Linked DNA regions of Homo sapiens: region 2 is linked to region 1. The links are chromatin contacts, found by Hi-C or POLR2A ChIA-PET in ENCODE. All regions are on one chromosome and are shown on one strand. The core of a region is the stretch at or near the end of the contact, and the rest is flanking DNA. Distances in the headings are between cores, read along the strand shown. Region 1 overlaps NF2 (NF2, moesin-ezrin-radixin like (MERLIN) tumor suppressor). Region 2 overlaps MTMR3 (myotubularin related protein 3).

What was found. Hi-C counts contacts between places; a loop is a spot of excess contacts on that map. ChIA-PET counts read pairs that join two places held with the same protein, here RNA polymerase II (POLR2A). Pooled maps may share reads with other maps.
Region 2: a map of PC-9 shows a loop between it and region 1 (7-fold over the local background). The contact joins two enhancer-like sites. A Hi-C loop is called at or near these places in 48 of 168 maps with a recorded cell type or tissue (A673, B cell, CD14-positive monocyte and 40 more), 34 of 37 single-sample maps with no recorded cell type and 41 of 50 pooled maps. POLR2A ChIA-PET finds 5 or more read pairs at or near these places in 1 of 52 experiments (CD4-positive, alpha-beta T cell).

Annotation. Positions count from the first base shown.
Region 1 is chr22:29,639,591-29,642,425 of GRCh38, forward strand. NF2 (NF2, moesin-ezrin-radixin like (MERLIN) tumor suppressor) reads left to right here. Exons shown (of 16, transcript NM_000268.4): 4 at 2,612-2,695. Among named protein-coding and RNA genes, the nearest start is that of NF2, 37 kb to the left of the region's middle. Within about 2 kb of position 1,586, at least 2 of the 41 ENCODE cell types and tissues checked have a DNase peak (open chromatin) inside an H3K27ac peak, as active enhancers do.
Region 2 is chr22:29,999,608-30,006,175 of GRCh38, forward strand. It overlaps MTMR3 (myotubularin related protein 3), which reads left to right. Exons shown (of 20, transcript NM_021090.4): 9 at 3,273-3,386. Among named protein-coding and RNA genes, the nearest start is that of MIR6818, 4.2 kb to the right of the region's middle. Within about 2 kb of position 3,429, at least 2 of the 41 ENCODE cell types and tissues checked have a DNase peak (open chromatin) inside an H3K27ac peak, as active enhancers do.

The DNA.
Region 1 (2,835 bases), core at 336-2,835:
TAAGAGAGGACTGGCCGGGCATGGTGGCTCAGGCCTGTAATCCCAGCACTTTAGGAGGCCGAGGCGGGCAGATCACAAGGTCAGGAGATCGAGACCATCTGGCTAACATGGTGAAACCCCGTCTCTACTAAATATACAAAAATTAGCCGGGTGTGGTGGCAGGTGCCTGTAGTCCCAGCTACTCGGGAGGCTGAGGCAGGAGAATCACTTGAACCTGGAAGATGGAGGTTGCAGTGAGCCAAGATCGCGCCACTGCACTCCAGCTTGGGCAACAGAGTGAGGTTCCGTCTCAAAAAAAAAAAAAAAAAAAAAAAAAAGGACTTCAGCCGGGCGGGTTGGCTCACCCCTGTAATCCCAGCACTTTGGGAGGCTGAGGCGGGCAGATCACGAGGTCAGGAGTTCAAGACCAGCCTGACCAACATGGTGAAACTCCATGTCTACTAAAAATACAAAAATTAGCCAGGCATGGTGATGCATGCCTGTAATCCCAGCTACTCAGGAGGCTGAGGCAGGAGAATCACTTGAACCCAGGAGGCGGAGGTTGCAGTGAGCCAAAATTGAGTCACTTCACTCTAGCCTGGGTGACAGAGTGAGACTCTGTCTTAAAAAAAAAAAAAAAAAAAAAAAAAGAGGACTTCAGAGCTCTAGTGACACTTGGTTTGTCCCCCATATGTGGTACTTCAGACATCGTGCTTCATGCTATGCTGTGTCTCTAATTGTCCTATTTCTTCCTTAATTCCTCATTAGATTGTAAGCCCCTTAAAGGCAAGCCTCATTAAGTACACAGTAGGCATTCCATAAGTAATTGTCCCACCGAATTGAAGAAATTAAGAAATTCACAATTACAGGTTGACCATCCAGAGGCACAGGGAGGGGAACTGGTCTGAGGATGAAAACCTTATCAGTTTCACTTATGTTCTTACTGCAGGTCAGAGTGGCTCCCCAGTTTCATGGCCAGTTGCAGTGATTGGCACTGGGGCTATTTGTGTGCTCAAAGGTTTCAGTAATGTAAAAGATGGCAGTAGGGGCATTAATTACATGATTTCCCAGAGATAGTTGGGTAGTCTGTCACATAGCCCTCCTGTAATTAATTTCAGCCTCAGTATATTGTGGTCAGCAAATATTAAGTTAAATATAATAAAACCCCCTAAATTCTTTTTAAAAAAGGTCTGGGGGGCGTGTGTGTGTGTGTGTGTGTGTGCACGCGCAAAAGAGGTGACAAATTTATTTCTGATGTTTGCAGATCAAAGGGACACTCTTAGGCTGGGCGTGGTGGCTCATGCCTGTAATCCCAGCAATTTGGGAGGCCGAGGCGGGTGGATCACCTGAGGTCAGGAGTTTGAGACCACCCTGACCAACATGGAGAAACCCCGTCCCTACTAAAAATACAAAATTAGCCGGGCATGGTGGCACATGCCTGTAATCCCAGCTACTTGGGAGACTGAGGCAGGGGAATCACTTGAACCCGGGAGGTGGAGGTTGCAGTGAGCCGAGATTGCGCCATTGCACTCCAGCCTGGGCAACCAGAGTGAAACTCCTTCTCAAAAGAAAAGGGATGTTCTTGCAGTTTTTCTATAGCGTTGCTTTTTCCCCCCTCTCTTTGGAAATGAAACCAAGGGATTAGAAAGTTGCACTGCTTGAGAAACATCTCAGGTTTCATTTTCTCTCTAAGAATGTAAAATCACTTTTAAAACCTAAGAAGAATTTTTGTGTTTGAACGTAAACACCTAACAATCTCCTAGGTCCCAGAATGTCCTAATGTTATAGAAATGGCTTTCTTGTAAGTACTTGGAAGCACTGCCTGTCTCTTGTGTGACTGACTTGATTTTCCCCATACTGAAATGTTAAGGCATTTTTATGACTGAGCAAGGCAAAATTTACTGCTTTTATGAATCCGGTGACTGTTGACATCTGTGAGAGGAGAGCTGGCTTTCCTGCTGTGTTTATTTCAGTGTCCCCCTGCCACGTCATGCAGTTGTCTTGCTTCTGTGTCTGGAACATCCCAAGTTGCACCATTCTAAGAAAATTAAGTGCAATGAAATATGTTAATTCAACATTATGGCTTAAGAATTATATTTCCTGGACCTCACGTGTACTTAAAAGTTGAATCGATCAAATTTTATTGCTTCCTTTTCCCTTAGAGCAGCACGTTGAGAGTGATGGTTTTTTCTGCAATCATAACTCAGTGGCCTTGGTGACTTTTGTCTTGTGTTAATACTTAAAAGTAGATCCATTTCCTCTGGGGCCATGCATATTCAAAGGGGCTGAGGCTGTAGTCATCCCCAGAGCTGCTCTTGACACTTCTTGAGTTCATAGCGCTCTGTCACACAGCCTCTGTTGTAACTACAGAGACCGTTTTTACTCTTCAGCATTGATCATGAAGAGAAGAGATAAGGGGTTTTTATGCATAGCCGTCATACCAGTAACTTCTGTGACTGAACTCTCCACCTGTCTGCATCAGTAAAAAAAAAATTGTACCCTTTGTCAGAAAATTATTAACAGGCTGCTCTGGCAGCCCTCATTAGAACGCCGTGAGGCCATCTGTTGTGATCAGCCTACACACCTCACTTCCACTCACAGAGTATCATGTCTCCCTTGTTGCTCCTTTCAGGTAAAGAAGCAGATTTTAGATGAAAAGATCTACTGCCCTCCTGAGGCTTCTGTGCTCCTGGCTTCTTACGCCGTCCAGGCCAAGGTAGGCTCAAAGAAGAAAAATGTATTTTTCCTGGGCGTTAATTTGGGTCATGGGATCACTCCTATCTTCTCTTTCTTTGGGTTTTCTGTACTTCAGAGAGACTTGCCCCAGAAAGTGAGATGTTATGGGACTTGTGGACT
Region 2 (6,568 bases), core at 2,179-4,678, 360 kb after region 1:
GGAGCATTTCAGATTTTTGGATTAAAGATGCTCAGTCTGTATTATTCTGTCCTTTAATATATTGATCTAAAACCAACTTCACTGCTATGATCATTTAACCATTAAATATTAATGTAACCTTTATTTGGCTGGACATGGTGGCTCACACCTGCAATCCCAGCACTTTGGGAGGCCAAGGCAGATCAGCTGAGGTCAGGAGTTCGAGACCAGCCCAGCCAACATGGCGAAACACTGTCTCTACTAAAAATACAAAAATTAGCTGGGCGTGGTGGTGCATGCCTGTAGTCCCAGCAACTTGGGAGGCTGAGGCAGGAGAATTGCTTGAACCTGGGAGGTGGAGGTTGTAGTGAGCTGAGATTGCACCACTATATTCCAACCTGGGTGATAGAGTGAGACTCTGTCGCAAAAAAAAAATTAATGTAACCATTTAGCCATTACCCAGTTCCTTAAAATGTGTAAGTGCGTTGGTGGGGGAGGACAGTTAACTACTATGATTTTGGTGATCCAAATTTCTATAAAACAAAATTGTCCATGATAGTTAAATATCTTAAATCTTTAACTATATCCTTCTTGGCCAGGCGCGGTGGCTCACGCCTGTAATCCCAGCACTTTGGGAGGCTGAGGCAGGAGGATCATGAGGTCAGGAGATCGAGACCATCCTGGCTAACACGGTGAAACCCCGTCTCTACTAAAAATACAAAAAATTACCCGGGCATGGTTGCAGGTGGCTGTAGTCCCAGCTACTGGGGAGGCTGAGGCGGGAGAATGGCATGAACCTGGGAAGCGGAGCTTGCAGTGAGCTGAGATTGTGCCACTGCACTCCAGCCTGGGCAACCGAGCGAGACTTTGTCTTAAAAAATAAAAAAAATAAAAAAAAAAAATATATATATCCTTCTCCTACGTTTCCCTGCATCATTAATCATTCTGCGGTCCTCTTAGCTGTCTCAAATTATGACGGGCATTTTCCTGGTCTGTTTGTGGCTAGCCGTCAGAGTTTTCACTGGAAAAGCTATAGCTAATTGCTATACACAGTTCTTAATGTGGACCTTCTCCAGGGAGTTGAGAACCCAGGGTGTTTTGAAGAGTTGGAGCTGCAGACTTTTTATACTTTTGCCTGTTCTCAGTGATGAGTCAAAGCAAAGAAGGAGGGTGAATGCTGGATGAGGGGGCGGCCTCAGAGAGCCTGTGGCTGCATTAGGCTTTCCTGAGTGTAACCTATACTGGAAATTGTTTATCCACAAGTGAGTAGGTAGTGCATACTGAAGAGCTGACTACTGGGAGTGTAGTACCTATAGGACAATGAACAGAATGTTTAGAAAATTAGATCAAGTAAAAAAAAACTGTGAATTAAGACAGACTTGTTGGAAAATAATCCCCAATTCGGCTTTTAAAAATTAACTTCTTGAGAGGCCAAGATAGAGGATTGATTAAGCCCAGGAGTTTGAGACTAGGCTGGGCAACATAGTGAGACCTCATCTCTACAGAAAATTTCTTAAAAATTTGGCCAGGCATGGTGGCTCATTCCTCTAATCCCAGCACTTTGGGAGGCCGAGGCGGGTGGATCACGAGCTCAGGAGATCGAGACCATCCTGGCTAACACAGTGAAACCCCGTCTCTACTAAAAATACAAAAAAATTAGCCAGCGTGGTGGCGGGCGCCTGTAGTCCCAGCTACTCAGGAGACTGAGGCAGGAGAATGGCGTGAACCCGGGAGGTGGAGCTTGCAATGAACCGAGATCATGCCACTGCATTCCAGCCTGGGCGACAGAGCGAGACTCCATCTCAAAGAAAAAAAAATTAGTTGGGCATGGTGGTGCATGCCTGTAGTCCCAGCTACTGGGGAGGCTGAAGTAGAAGAGTTGTTTGAGCCCAGGAGGTCGAGGCTGCTGTGAGCCATGACCGCTCCACTGCTCTCTAGCCCGGGTAACAGAACAACTGTCTCAAGGAGTTTACCAGTTATACCTCAGAACCAGTCTTTAGGATGTTATCACCACCATAAAACAAAATGGGGGGTGGTGGGAAACAACAGGATGTTGAAAGTTCTTCCTACTACAAAGGTAGAAGAGTGAGAGCCAAGTTTACTCTTGAGTTTAATACATAATAAAGGGAATGAGATTCATGGTTAGATATTAACCATCATTACTGGCTCCCAGCTTATTTTTAGGAGTTTGTGAATAGGTGTTAGGAAGTTTGTATAGCTACTCTTAGTCATAGCCATTCTCTTTTGTTCAGTGGCTTTTAAATTCCTGAAAATTCCAGAAGTCTCCTCTTCTGGAAATTGAGGAGAGATTTAGTGCAAAATGATCAAAACCCCCAAATCCTAAGCCATTTTGTGTTTTTCTGCGCTTTCTGCTATGTATAGGATAGGCTAGGGCAGGGGGTTGGTGGTGTTGGTGGAGTTTGTGTGTTTTAGGATTTGGATTAAAGGCCTTATTGCCTTCACTATTGAAAAAAGAAGATTGGATTATCCAGAGAGAGACATTGTCCTGTAAGTAAAAATCTATCGGAAGTATTGCTTCCTAGGATACCGGCTTGACTGTAGCTGGGATCTTCCCTAATTAAAAGAAAGCTTATCCCCCCGCCCCCAGTATAATTTGTTCTGAAGTATGTTTTATGGAAATTATGGTTAATAGCTTAGTCACATTACTAACCTGGTTCAATGGGACTGAGGCTGTGTATGCAGATAGACTGGCTTGTGTTGGTTTTGCATACCCATGGCTGCACCTGTTACCTATAAGGATGACACCCTGTTTGGTTCAAATCAAAGAATGAGTTAATCCTGTGAAGTCTCTGGAAACTTGCAATTGTGGGCTTTTTTCCTTCCCTGAGGGTCTGGTAGAACTGACACGGACTCTCAGTTCTGTAATTGGACTGGGCGCTCATGTAGTTAGAAATAACCTATGTACTTGTTACAGCAGAAGAGTTGTAATGGAGTATAAAGAGCTGACCCTCGACTCCCCTTTTTTTCATTGATAGTTAAGATTGCCAGATTCCCAAAAGGTAGCATCAAGTGGAACAATTCAAGATAGTATCATTTGTTGTATACACATAAGTAAACATTTAAGGCAACAAAACAAAACAAAACACACTTATGGTAACCCATTCTGTTGAGGAGTCCAAAACTCGAATAAAGCGCCTCATTGCCTTTAACTGGTTCTGTGGCAGTGAGATCATCATCCTTATGCTGGCTCACCTAGTGTCTCTCTCTCTCTCCCGTTTTCTCTCTCCCTCTCTTATCCCCTTGACTCTCCCCACTTCTCATCTTCTCTTTAGATTATGTGGTAGCTATCCTCAAGAGCTCATAGTGCCTGCCTGGATCACTGACAAAGAACTGGAAAGTGTATCAAGTTTCAGGTCCTGGAAGCGCATCCCTGCCGTCATCTACAGGTAAGTTAAACTGGACCAGTCCCAGCTTGGGCTGGTGCTGCTGCCTGCTGCATATGGTCTGCTGCCTCTGCTGCTGCTAACCTGGGAAGGGTGGGGAGAGTTCAGAGAACTTTCTAGGCAAGGCTGTACTTCCTTATTGTTAAAGCTTCTCCTCCAGTAACACATCAGTACTGACTGCATTCAGAACACTAGCTGGTTGTTCATTTGAAACAGATAAGAAAGTTTTAGTTGTAAAGTGGCTGGACTTGCTATTTCAATATCCTTCTTACATTCTGTGAGAAGATAATGTGCTTACTAAGCATTTAGCTTCAGCTGTTAGCAGGGCTTTTGGATTGAGAGATGAGTCTTAGAAAGTGATCTTTGGGAATATAGGGTCGAGTTGGCTCTGATTGTCTTTGTGGTTGAAACTTTGACATGTGGAAGAACTCTGTTTCGAGAGGAAGCATTTAGAGAAGAAGACTGAGGCATGACTAGATAGAAGATTTCAGTGATCAGAGGCATGAGAGCCATGGGATGCAAGTTCTAGATGGGGATGGTGGCATGGTGATGGAGCACAGATTTTGGAATCACAGATCTGAATTCAGGTATATTCTTAGACTTCTTGCTAAGGCACCTTGAATAAGTTCCCTAACTGACCTCAGTCTGTTCCTAATGAATACAATGGGAATGGTAGTTCTTATTTTGTAGATATGTTCTGATTCTAAATGAGGGGCTATAAACACTGAGCTTCTGTACCAGCATTTGGAATAGGTTAAATCTCTTGAGTGCTGCTTTTGTAATTCATTGAATATCTTAGTTCTCACAGAATCCTATTAAATTTTAAAGAAGTCCTTCCTTCTTATTCTGGAAATGTTTTGGATGTCATCTCTTTGTAATGTTTACATTCTCCATTTCATTTTCCCAGTTTGCCGGCTTTTTGGACTCTCCCTGAGTTGGGCCAATCCAGTGGCTTACAGTTAGAAACTTCATTCCACTGAAATATTGAGATTGTAGGAAGGGATTTGTCTCCTTGTGGAATTCCTACAGAGGTAACCAGCTTGTTCATTTAGTCTACTAAAGGCAAACTCTGATGCCCACTCTGAATGGAGAGAGATGGAAAAGTATTTGCTCTGGCCCAGTGGAACTCATTACGTTTTTAATCTCAATTCTCATCACTGTTGTTTTCAGACACCCCTAGAAAAGTCAGTCACCAAATTTACCTGTCATTCAAGTGGTAAGGATGCTACAGGAACTAGAGAGTAGTGAAAGCTGAAGGGATTTATGAGTCTTATCAATGATCAGCTCAGCTGGAATGGGGAAAGCAGCCAGTTGCTGCTCTGGCCAACAACTGTGTTAGGTCAGCAGCCCTGGCATCTGTGGGGCTTGCTGACTTTGACCAAAAGGGGGAAGGTACTCTTATTTGCAAAATAAGAGGCTTTAGGTGAATTCTCCCTTTGGGAAGAGAAGCTTAAGAGGGCTGGTTGAAGAAAAACTTCCTTTTTTTCTAAATTTTATTCTAGAGGGCATGCACCTTCTAAAATTAATTCTAGAGGGCATGCACCCTAGGTTTTCCCCCCCTTTTTCTAGAGATACAAGAGGATATATAAATGAAAAATTTTATTTGCAGTTTTTCAGAGAAAGTCTTTCAAAAGATCACAAAGTTCTTGGTGTAGTCATCCATGCAAAATCAGGCAGGTTTCCTGGAACTGGGCTCTGTCTCAGAACATGTGTCTTGTATCGCTGAGATGCAGACTGGGTTGCTGTAGTATTTGGGAGCTTTGTAAGGGGCGTGTGGAAGAATCGGATCCTCCACCATGCTCTGCTTTGCCAGCCTAGGTGGCAGGATGCCTGGAACTCTTGACATCCATTTCCTGAATTTAGTTGTCTGTAGATTGGGTCATGATTCCTGAGGTTGCCAGCAGCAGTTACTTGACAGCACCATGCTGAACCAGCGCTTGATTAGGGCTTTGTCCTACTGTGATGAGAGAGCACTTAATTGGATTTATAACTGAAGGTAGAGATTGCTCTAACATAGCAAGATGATGTAAAGGGCACCCATCTGTAGTGCAGTTCACAGCTTTTTCCTTTGTGCATGTGGTGATTATTCTAAACTCCTAGTTACTTAAGGGAGCTTGCCTAAATCTAAGTTGAGGTTACTTAAGACAATTCTGTTCCTATATAAAATTGAAGCATTCTGTGTTTTAGTAGGGAGGGCTTTATCTGTTGGACATCATAATTTTTATACTTTGCCTGGTTCTGTTAGTGATAGAAATGCATTCCTTTAGTGATTTTTAACTGTAGTGTTTGAATTATCTTTCATGTAGTCTGAAGCATTTTAGAAGACTGCAGAAAACATAATTGTTTATTGCAATAGTCCAGTTGAAATCTAATAGCTACTATAATGCAGTGTCCCCTAAAACCCAAGATCCAGGCTGAAGAGCGCCATCTACTGCTCCTCTTGGGCACTGCTGGGAAGCATTGAAGAAGAGGAGGATGTTCAGGAAAGGCCCAACCAGCCTCTTGTGCAGGGTTTGGAGTCATTCAGCTCAGTGGTTGCCTGTTATTTGCTAGGAGACATTTTATAAAGAATCATTGAGGTTTTATTTCTATTTTGGCCCCATTCAGCACGTGAGCCAGTTGAGCATGTTGGCAATACACAAGTACTTACAGCTACTTGTCTCCCAGGGAGGGAGGCTTTAAAAACTACAAGCAAACTGGTGATTTCAGTGGAATTTGATTAGTGCCAAATTTAACTTATTTGTGAGTTTTAGGAGTAAAAACAAATTACAGTACATTTTCATCGTCCCAAAAAACCCATTCACAGGGCACCCAGCCACCCTAGCCCTGAATAATTAAGATGTCCAATGGATGAAGCCCCTGCTAGTAAAACATAGAGTGCTTCAGTTTTATATAGAAACATACTCGTTTTAAGTAACCCCAACTTAGAATTAGGCAAGCTCCCTTAAGTAACTACGAGTTTATAATAGTCACTACATGCAGAAATCTACTTCCATCTTTATAGATTCGCCTATTCTGGATACTTCATGTTAATTGTCGTACAATAAGTTGCCTTTTGTGACTGACTTCTTTCACTTGTCATAACATATTTGAGGTTCATCAGTGTCCTAGCCTGTATCAGAACTTTATTCCTCTTTACTGCCAAGTAATAGAATTTTTCTAACTTTTTATCAGTTAAAATTGCC